Regions from separate parts of the Homo sapiens genome. Here regions 1 and 2 are each linked to region 3. The links are chromatin contacts, found by Hi-C or POLR2A ChIA-PET in ENCODE. All regions are on one chromosome and are shown on one strand. The core of a region is the stretch at or near the end of the contact, and the rest is flanking DNA. Distances in the headings are between cores, read along the strand shown.

Region 1 (3,292 bases), core at 637-3,136, 370 kb before region 3:
CTTTTCCCCCCTCCCATGCAGTGAGGGAGGACTTGTGTGTTCATTCAGTTATACAGCACGGGATAAAGTTCATTGGTATACTGGGTGCCTGAAACCAGCCCTGAATGCATCCTCTTTCTGTGTGTAGCAGCCAATTGAGAGATTACAAAGAAAATCCTTAAACAGAAGTAAAGCAGGGTTTTACTACCATCAGGGGAAGAGGTCACATTAAAAAAAGGTTGCCAACTGGTTGGCAACCTTTTTTTTTCTTTTTTGAGATGGAGTCTCACTCTGTCATCCAGGCTGGAGTGCAGTGGCACAATCTTCGCTCATTGCAACTTCCGCCTCCTGGATTCAAGCGATTCTCCTGCCTCAGCTTCCCAAGTAGCTGGGATTACAGGTGCCTGCCACCACACTCGGACAGTTTTTGTATTTTTAGTAGGGGTTTCGCCATCTTGGCCAGGCTGTTCTCGAACTCCTGACCTCGAAGATCCCCCTGCCTCGGGCCCCCCAAAGTGCTGGGACTACAGGCGTGAGCCACCGTGCCTGGCCAGCTTTTTCTAACACTAAGCAGCAGCAACTGGCCCCCACCTCCCACCCACAAACCCAAGTCCCCAGGGGCAGCTTCTTAGTATGTATTCTCTGAAACAATCCCATGTAGAAGCTCTTTCCAATAAGCTAAATAATGAACTCCCACTTAAACACCATTCTAATTTACACCTAAATCACACAAGCATCCTCCTTCTAAGAAGACGTCATAATCGTTTTGAAAATCATTGCAAAATTCCCAAACTTGAAAAAAAAGAAAAAAAAAAGGGCAAGTGTCTGGCAATTGGATTATTGGTCTCTAAGACCACTCATCCTTTCAGAGGTATCCAGCATTGGATCCCTGGCCTGGCTTCAACTTCCAAGTAACTAAGATGTGTCCCATTAATAGCCCTTCCTCCTTTTCTCTCCTCACCTTCACTCCAACCGGCAGCAAACTGTCCCTACCCACCCGACCCACAGTTCCTTTGGAGGCAGCACAGATTTCCTGGCAGCCAGTCCCAGGGTCTTTCGTTGCTGCCCTCCTGTGACCTCTAGACATTGCTCTCCTGGGCCACATAGGATTTGTTTGTTCTGCACAGGTAGGGATGTCTGAAAAACTCGATTATTATTGTTATTATCACTATTACTACTACTACTATGACATAATTTTAAGCACTTACGTTCCGGACGCAGTTACTAAATGCTGAACCTGAATTGGTTCCTATAAACCTCGTTAAAAAACAAACAAACATCTCAGTGAAGCAGGTACTAAACCTACCCCCGCATCACAGGTGAGGACACCGACGCACAGAGCAGTTAGGCAGCTTGCCAGGTTCCCGACTTTTTCTATTTCTTTTTTTTTTTTTTTTTTTTTTGAGACGGAGTCTCGCTGTGTCGCCCAGGCTGGAGTGCAGTGGTGGATCTCGGCTCACTGCAACCTCCGCCTCCTGAGTTCAAGCGATTCTTGTGCCTCGGCCTCCCGAGTAGCTGGGATTACAGGCGCCTGTCACCAAGCCCAGCTAATTTTTGTATTTTTAGTAGAGAAGGGGTTTCGCCATGTAGGCCAGGCTGCTCTCGAACTCCTGACCTCAGGTGCTCTACCTGCCCTGGCCTCCCAAAGTGCTGGGATTACAGGCGTGAGCCACCGCGCCCGGCCTGGTCCCGAGTTAATCTACGGCAGGCCGCGGTTCGAATCCCGCTGGTGTGAGCCGCGGGCCGCGTAGTGCCGGCCCAGGGAACCGCTTTGTCCCCGACCACCGCTCGCGTGGCATCGCGCCCGAGGAAACTTGGATCGCTGGCGCCGCGGGCTACGTTCAGTGGTTGCCAGAGAGACACGTGACCGGCAGCGGGGGCGGGGCCTGCAGGGAGCCACGCCCCGCACAGTTAACAGACGGGCGCTCAGGGAGCTAGGGAGCTGTGAAGCTGCTGGAGGAGTTGGCGTCCGGGGAGCAAGGGCCATGGCCACCGTGCAGGAGAAGGCTGCTGCGCTGAACCTCTCGGCTCTCCACAGCCCCGCGCACAGGCCTCCGGGTAGGTGCCGAGGACTGCCGCCTGGGATGGCGCGGGGCGGGCTGGGGTGCGCGGGCTGGGTCCCGGCGCGGGGCGGGCGGCGTGGGGCGTTCGGCCGCCTGCGCCTGTCAACGGCCGGCTGGGCGAGCACAGCACAGCTGCGACCACTTGGCCAACGCCCCCGCCGAGCGGGCGGATCGAGTTCCTCTCTGGCTGGTGGGCTGCAAGCGGCAGAGCCCGCCCGCACAGCCCAGCTTTTTTCTTTCTACCCAGACTCTCAACTTGACCGCGCGTTGGTCTGTGCGCCCGCTAACGTGCCAGGCACGCGCCGGGGAGCTCCGGGATATGCTCCGCGGTGCTACCGGTGACAAGTGTGGTATCTGGAATTTGTGTAGTTCTTTGCCCCCTGTCTCAACCACAAACCTTGACGACACAGTATGGCCAGGGGCCGAGCTCCTCCCTTGCCCACTTTGTTCTCCAGACTGCTAGGAGTCAAGAGTCAGCTTGTCTCCCCAGACTCTTCCTGGGAGGGATGAGAGGTTTATGTGAGTTCTACTGGCAGGAATTTGGCATAAAAGGTATTTATTAACACTTTATGTATAAGCAGTATTTTAGTGAATAGAAGTTTTTGGCTAAAAAAACAGTTACATGAAATTAGGAGGGAAGTTGGCAAATTCTGCCACGGGCCTAATCGTGTCTTTTGGGGGCAGTTGATTTAGGATTCTGGTTTCTTTAAATGTTCAAACACATGAAGAGAATCGGATATCACTTCTAAAATGCTGGTTATAGCAGATCTACAACCCAGTTAATAGGGGTGACTCAGATAACTGTTAAGATACTCAGATAACCCTTGGCTTTTTTCTTTTGGTTAAGTTACAACTTTTTCCCCTTTCTGGAGCTCCAGTCTGGGATGTCGTAGGAATTAGTTCCCTTTCTGACAAAAGCCTTTCATTTGTAAAAACACCAACCAGTGAAACTGTGATTCCTTCCTCTGGGTCAAATGGGTGCTTCTCAGTGGCCCCACTCTTGTGTTTGACTTACTCACTAATGCTCATTTTAATCTTCAAAATGCTAACGACAGATTATGGTAGAGAACCATTTTTCACTTGTCCTTTTCTAAGAAAAATCATAATATTGACCTTAGTCTGCTTCCATGTAAAGGATTCAGGTAAGCACATAGTGGCCACATTGAGAATGTCTCCTTGATTTATGTTGTGAAGAGAAGACAAATGCTAAGACATTTGGGAATTTAAAACCAAATGACATTGAAAACAGT
Region 2 (3,197 bases), core at 172-2,671, 390 kb after region 3:
GGACCTTAGATATACAAGCCAGATGATAAGAGCTTTCAATGCCCCAGAAGTTTAGGTTATAGTCTATAAACATAGGGGTGTCACAGGTTTTAAGGAGAATGACAACCAGATGTGTCTTGGAAAGATTACTCTGGCAGCAATCAAAAGTTGGAGACTGTTAGTTAAATTGTAAGTATTTTCTAGAAAAATAAAATTGCTAGCAGGTACAGGTAGCGACCAGTACAGGTAGTGACCAAAAACTTGAGGTATCTCTCTATCACCACTTAGCTAGGCCAACAACTATCTGTAGCTCCAAGAAATCTGTATTTATAAAAAGACCTCTAATAACACAGGGCACAATCATCAAATGGCTAGAATCTAATGGTTAATCCAAACACAAAACAAATCTCGCCCACCTATCCTAAGAGGGCGACTTTGCATCCTCTGCAAATATATACGGTAGCACAGGAAACTCACAGCCATGCCACCCCCTGTCAAGGGTGTAAACAATCCTGACAGCTGGGGGGCGGGCTGGCAGCGCCATTTCTTCCACCACCCCAGACAGTCCCAAGTTCTGAAGAAACTGGGCATTGAACCACCCTTATCAGCAACCGGTGTTTATTTCTGGAACAGATGCTAGTAATGTGGGAAACCCAAGGTGTCCAGGAGAAAAGATAGTCACCGGTATGGCATCACCGGAAGTCAGTACCAAAACATAAAATCCAACATCGAACCGTAAGGAGCAATGCTGACAGCAAAACAATTCTCACGCACTGAAGTCCGAAAGTGAGCCCGGACAGCGATTCTGGCGCTGGGGAAGTCGCGCCAGGGGAGTAAGGGGTTGCCTATCTTCTCCTCTCGCTCACCCACCTGCCCACCCCGGCGCCAGACTCCGCAGGCCCCGGACCCAGCAGAGAAGAGCGCCTGGCCGGGACAGGGGCTTTTACACAGCAGCAGGGACTGACCCCAACCGGGCGGGCACCTGCGGGGCCAGCGGGGGTCCGCGGAGCGCGGCGGTGCGGCACGAGGGCCACTACCTCCTTCTCTTGCAAGTGGGCCTCACCGAGGCCTGGGAGAGAGATATCTCGTCGCTTCTCATACCTGGGCCCAGGACAGGAGGAAGACTCAGGGCGAGGCCCTTTCCGCCCCCGTCTCGCCCCGGTCCCCGGTGGCTCCGCAGGATGAGGGCGGCCCTGGCGTCACCTTCTGGTGTCGCGGAAGCTCGGGTCCTGTCAGCGGCCCCGACCCCCTTTCCCCCTGCCTCACCGCCTCCTCTCCCCATGCCCCCACCCCTGCCATGCGTGTCGTCCCATTACTTGATTAGATCCCGATAGTCCAAAAAGGATAAGATGAGGAGCAGGGGATCGGTGGGCAGCGACTCTAGGGTCAGCGGCGCCGTCTCGGTCTCCATGGCCGCCATCTTGCCTGGCCCGGTGCAGGTCTGGCCCCGCCCTGGCCCCGCCCCTGCCCCGCCCCCACCAGCGCCCGAACCGCCCCCAGCCGCTCTCACAGGTTTGTTATGTAACCGCCGGGCCAGCCCCGCCCTCAGGGTGGGCTGAGGTGCGGCTCCCTGGAGACCCCGCCCGCTAGCCGGGAGCCAGCGGCGCAGTGCGAGTTCAGCCCGCTTTCTTCGCGCTCCGCGTCAAATCTCTCCAGCTCTGTTCTCGCATCCCGGTTCGTAAACTTGCCCAGCCCGGGACCCTTTTGTTGCCAAATCTGCCTCGGTCTGCCCAACTCCTCCTGCGAAATTTTACACTCAGTATGCAGGAAGCCTCGCTCAAAATCTGACACTCCTCCACGCCCTTGGTCCCCAAATCCATTCCTTCTCTTTGTTTTCCAACCCGAGAACCCCTCGTTTTCCCCGCTCAGCCTTCCCCACCCCGCTTGTCCCCCGCACACAGCAGGGCCGCTCCGAGACTTGTCCACTCAGCAAGAGCAGAGCTGAGAATCAGCCAGGGACGCCAGCTGAAGGCCCTTCTCCCAAATTAAGGAAATAATTGTTGAGGGCTTAACTTCACGCCCCTCCCCGCCTTCCTAAGTAAAATGTGTACAAGGAGTGAGTCTGAGTCTCAGCCGCTGTCCCTTAATTTGGTTATCATGGCTATTTTCAGCCTATTAGGGCAATGCAAAGGGTACAGTGTGGATTTTTTCCAGCTTTAAAATTTATTTTGGCCAGGGTTTAGATCCCGCAGAGTTAAGTATCCCGCGTGTGAAGGGATGAACTGAGACTCCCAGAGGGCATAACTGATGGAGGCACGAAGATGTCTGCTCTTCAGCTTTGCCAAGGTGATATTAAAATGAGAGTGGGGGAAGTATAATGGGTCCATACATCACTTGCCTGATTTCTTCTTTTCCATTGCTTTTCCAAAGGTAGTATGGTGTAAGGGGCTTTGGGGAATCCAGACAGACCTGGACTTCACACGCCCGTCATTTATTTCACTACTAGTGAAATGCTGGCGTAGTTACGCCTAAGTTCTCTGAGACTGTCCCTCATCTCTAAAACCACCCCTCCTCTGGTGAACTAAGGATGGCGATAACGCTTTATGTAAAGTGCCTGGCCAGATACTCAATAAATGTTAATTTTCCAAGCTTATACATGCATCAGTCACTAAGTTCTCCAAACATTTCCATATCCTGGAGAAAGTTTCTCTCAATTATTTGGAAGAGTGGAAGTGATATGCCCCGCCCCAAAAAAATCCATTTCCTCCATTCTTCATACCATTAATGCCTTCTATTTATGGTTTTGCTTAATAGTTATAACCCCTGCCACCCAGCCAACAAAACAGAACAACAGCAACAAAAAACTCTGCCTACATCTCTGTGCTTCCAAATTGTTTATGCATATGCTTAGAAGAACATTTATTGAATTGGATTTCAAGTACTTGTTCTGTGTCTCTCTCGTCAAACTGTAAACTCTCAGTCTGACTCATCTTTCTAATTTCAGGGCTTAGCAAGTTATTCAACAACTAGAAAGTTTAAATTCAGGTTGAATGGATGAATGAAGACAGAATAATCATTTCTGTTTACAAGGGAACCATACCTTTTTACATAGACAAATGCTTGTAAAGGTATTTGATCCTGATTTATGTTTGTCTCCATTTTCTACTTCAGATGGGCCACCTGTTTTAAATCCAAAAGCTGGTAGGAGTTTCAGGTACACTGCATTTGCTTCTGCTGTCCTATTGCACTTGGACTTGGTGCAGCTATGACCTAATGCA
Region 3 (3,292 bases), core at 219-2,718:
GAAATTCCCTTCTCTAGCAAATTTGCTGTGAATTTTTATCATGACTGGTTATCAGATTTTGGCAAATGCTTTCTCTTTGTCTATTGAGATGATCACAGGGTTTATCTTTAGTTTGTAAAAAGACAACTTTTTACAAACTAAAGAAATTCCTGGCCAGATGTGGTGGCTCATGCCTGTAATCCCAGCACTTTGGGAGGCCAAGGCAGGAGGATCACCTAATGTCAGAAGTTCGAAACCAGCCTGGCCAACATGGTGAAACCCTGTCTCTACTAAAAACACAAAAAAATTAGCTGGGTATGGTGGTGGGTGCCTGTAATCCCAGCCACTCAGGAGGCTGAGGCAGGAGAATCGCTTGCACCTGGGAGGCAGAGGTTGCAGTGAGCTGAGATCATGCCACTGCACTCCAGCCTGGGTGACAAGAGCAAGACTCCATCTCAAAAGAAATTTCTAACAACGGCCAGGCCATTGTTAGGAATTTTTAGTTTCATGTTCATGAGGGGTATTGGTCTGTAGTTTTGTTTTGCTAAAAGGTGTCTGGTTTTGTTAGAAGGGTAGTGCTGGTCTATAAAATAATAGGGGCCAGATGCGGTGGCTCAATCCTGTAATCCCAACACTTTGGGAGCCCAAGGAGGGTGGATCACTTGAGGTCAGGAGTTCGAGACCATCCTGGTTAATGTGATGAAACCCCGTCTCTACTAAAAATACAAAAATTAGCCAGGTATGGTGGTGCACACCTATAGTCCCAGCTACTTGGGAGGCTGAAGCATGAGAATTGTTGGAACCCAGGAGGTGGAGGTTGCAGTGAGTCGGGATTGTGCCACTGCACTCCAGCCTGGGTGACATAGCAAGACTCTGTCTCAAAAATAAAAGATAAATAAAATAAAATAAAATGAGAGAGAAGTATTCCCACTTCTGCTTTATGGACGTGTTTGTGCAGAACAATTTCTCTTTTAAGGCCCGTGAGCTTACAGATGATATTGAAGATCCCTCAAGGATTTCTTTAGTAAAATAAAAAGTATCAGGTACCTCTAGTTCATTTTCTCATTCTCTCTCTCTTTATTTTATTTTATTTTTTTGAGATGGAGTCTGATTCTGTTGTCCAGGCTGGAGTGCAGTGGCACAGTCTCGGCTCACTGCAATCTCCACGTCCCAGGTTCAAGCAATTCTCCTGCCTCAGCCTCCCAAGTAGCTGGGACTACAGGCACGCACCACTGCACCTGGCTAATTTTTGTATTTTTAGTAGAGATGGGGTTTCACCATGTTGGCCAGTCTGGTCTCGAACTCCTAACCTCAAGTAATCTGCCAGTCTCGGCCTCCCAAAGTGCTGGGATTATAGGCATGAACTATCATTCCTGGCCCATTTTCTCATTCTGAAAGCTACCAGCAGACACTACTTTGGTTTAAGGTCTAGGGAAAACAGCCTGGGTGAGGGAAAATTGCATTGGTTGCATTCAGGAGACTGAGGTCACCCCTGGCTGTTACCAAATCATTTCACTTTTCAGGGCTTTCGTTTTCTCATCTGTGGATAACAGCCTCAAGATCTTCCCTTCTTCCCCCATCCCCCGTCTGTGTCTTTACAAGCCATAAGCAGATGTTTTGGTGGAGTTCTACCATCTGCATTTCCTGCTTCTTCCTACATTAGCAGCCAAGCCCAGCCAACGATTTTCATTCTGAAAAGGGAAGAGTTTTCCCACAGTTTGCTGTCATAGTTCCAGTGTGAGGCCCAGATAAATATAGGCCTATCTTCAATCTTCATTGGATTTTAAAAAATTATGAAAGTAATATATATTTTATTAAATTCAAGCAATACTCAGGTAGATGCAGTAAAATGCAAAAGGCCCTCTTTGCCTTGTGTATTAGTCCACTCTCACGCTACTATAAAGAACTGCCCGAGACTGAGTAATTTAGAAAGGGAAGAAGTTTAGTTGACTCACAGTTCCGCATGGCTGGGGAGGCCTCAGGAAAGTTACAATCATGGCAGAAGGGGAAACAAACACATTCTTCTTCATATGATGGCAGGAAAGAGAAGTGCCGAGTGAAGTGGGGAGAATAAAACCATCAGATCTTGTGAGAACTCACTATCAGAAGAATAGCGTAGGGGTAACTGCCCCCATGATTCAGTTACCTCCTACTGAGTCCCTTCCACAATGCATGGGGATTATGGGAACTACAATTCAAGGTGTGATTTGGGTGGAGACACAGCCAAACCATATCACCTTGCTATTCTCTAGAGTCATGCTGTCAGTCAAGTGTGATGGATCCTTCCAGACCTCTTCATACAAATATTTATATCCATAGACGTAGCCTCAACTTAATTTTTTTTTAAGATATAAAAGGTATAATATTCAGCAACTTGCTTTTCCCGTTAACACTATATCATGACCCTCTTTCCATGCTAACTAAATTGTGTCATGAGAGAACTTGAACTTCTGTTAGAAACAGGGAAAGACCTTTTATTATAAAAGAGAATAAATAGCTTTAACAACACAGGTCAGATTCAAACCTAGAGTTAAAATATCTCCTTAGACGGTTCTGCCCATTTTCCTTTACTCCCTGGCTTCCTTCTCTAGACGATACTTCTGCAGACATTTAAGAAAAATCATGGGCCCTTTTAAACACCACATAGAATGGGGATAAATTCATGTTATAACCAATCCTAGATATAAATAAGGCCAAGTAGCTTCCTCAACATAGGCCAAGGTCGCTGCTGCACCTGCCTCCTGTTCACTCAGACGTGGCTTTGCCCAAGTGTCCTAACCACAAGAGGTGAATTCGATTTAGATTGAGATTTATATATGTTAAATCTATTCTTAGCTAGAAATAAAATCTCCTGACGTCAGACACACAAAATGGTTTTGGTATTTATGCAGTTCAAGTAAATGGGGAAGCCTAGAATACTTCTAACTTCAGTCTTTCCACATGAAATATGGAATGAAGTATCTAGAATGAAACTGGGACTCCCAGACCTGTCTGCCTACCTCTGTCCCTAGTAATGAATGCCGTTCCCCTGTCACTTGCCTTTTTATTTACCAGGTGTCAACAGCAAACCCAAGAAGGCTGAAGAAAAATGGGAAGTGTGAGAAGAAAATGTGTTGAAATTGACAGTGTGGCTTATAAGTTCTTGTTGAAAAGGGATGAATAAAAATATCTCTAGATTTGTATCCTTCATTGTCCGTTAAGAAGTCTTTGTTTTGAAAAGAATGGGAGGATCAGTCTTTGGAGCATTATTTTGAACATAATTAAGCTGGGTGAAAGTGTATTAAAAAATCAGCATCCTAGAACTGTCTTTGGC

The links. Hi-C counts contacts between places; a loop is a spot of excess contacts on that map. ChIA-PET counts read pairs that join two places held with the same protein, here RNA polymerase II (POLR2A). Pooled maps may share reads with other maps.
Region 1: a loop to region 3 is called in a map with no recorded cell type, with 5 times the contacts of the local background. The contact joins the promoter of DEPDC7 here to the enhancer-like site in region 3. A Hi-C loop is called at or near these places in 4 of 37 single-sample maps with no recorded cell type and 2 of 50 pooled maps.
Region 2: a pooled map shows a loop between it and region 3 (8-fold over the local background). The contact joins the promoter of FBXO3 here to the enhancer-like site in region 3. A Hi-C loop is called at or near these places in 4 of 37 single-sample maps with no recorded cell type and 4 of 50 pooled maps. POLR2A ChIA-PET finds 5 or more read pairs at or near these places in 4 of 52 experiments (AG04450, Panc1, activated naive CD4-positive, alpha-beta T cell and 1 more).

What each region holds. Positions count from the first base shown.
Region 1 is chr11:33,013,992-33,017,283 of GRCh38, forward strand. DEPDC7 (DEP domain containing 7) reads left to right here and starts at 1,887. Exons shown (of 9, transcript NM_001077242.2): 1 at 1,887-2,037. The coding sequence starts at 1,965. LOC105376615 (a long non-coding RNA gene) reads right to left here and starts at 1,799. Exons shown (of 4, transcript XR_931167.2): 1 at 1,286-1,799. RefSeq lists silencers at 1,732-1,781, 2,102-2,161.
Region 2 is chr11:33,773,099-33,776,295 of GRCh38, forward strand. It overlaps FBXO3 (F-box protein 3), which reads right to left and starts at 1,422. Exons shown (of 11, transcript NM_012175.4): 1 at 1,296-1,422. The coding sequence starts at 1,399. It overlaps FBXO3-DT (FBXO3 divergent transcript), which reads left to right and starts at 1,601. Exons shown (of 3, transcript NR_120550.1): 1 at 1,601-1,653; 2 at 2,156-2,265; 3 at 2,350-2,572. RefSeq lists an enhancer at 436-936 and silencers at 885-954, 1,415-1,514.
Region 3 is chr11:33,386,248-33,389,539 of GRCh38, forward strand. The region is part of intron 1 of KIAA1549L (KIAA1549 like); the gene reads left to right. Among named protein-coding and RNA genes, the nearest start is that of KIAA1549L, 12 kb to the left of the region's middle. Within about 2 kb of position 1,469, at least 3 of the 41 ENCODE cell types and tissues checked have a DNase peak (open chromatin) inside an H3K27ac peak, as active enhancers do.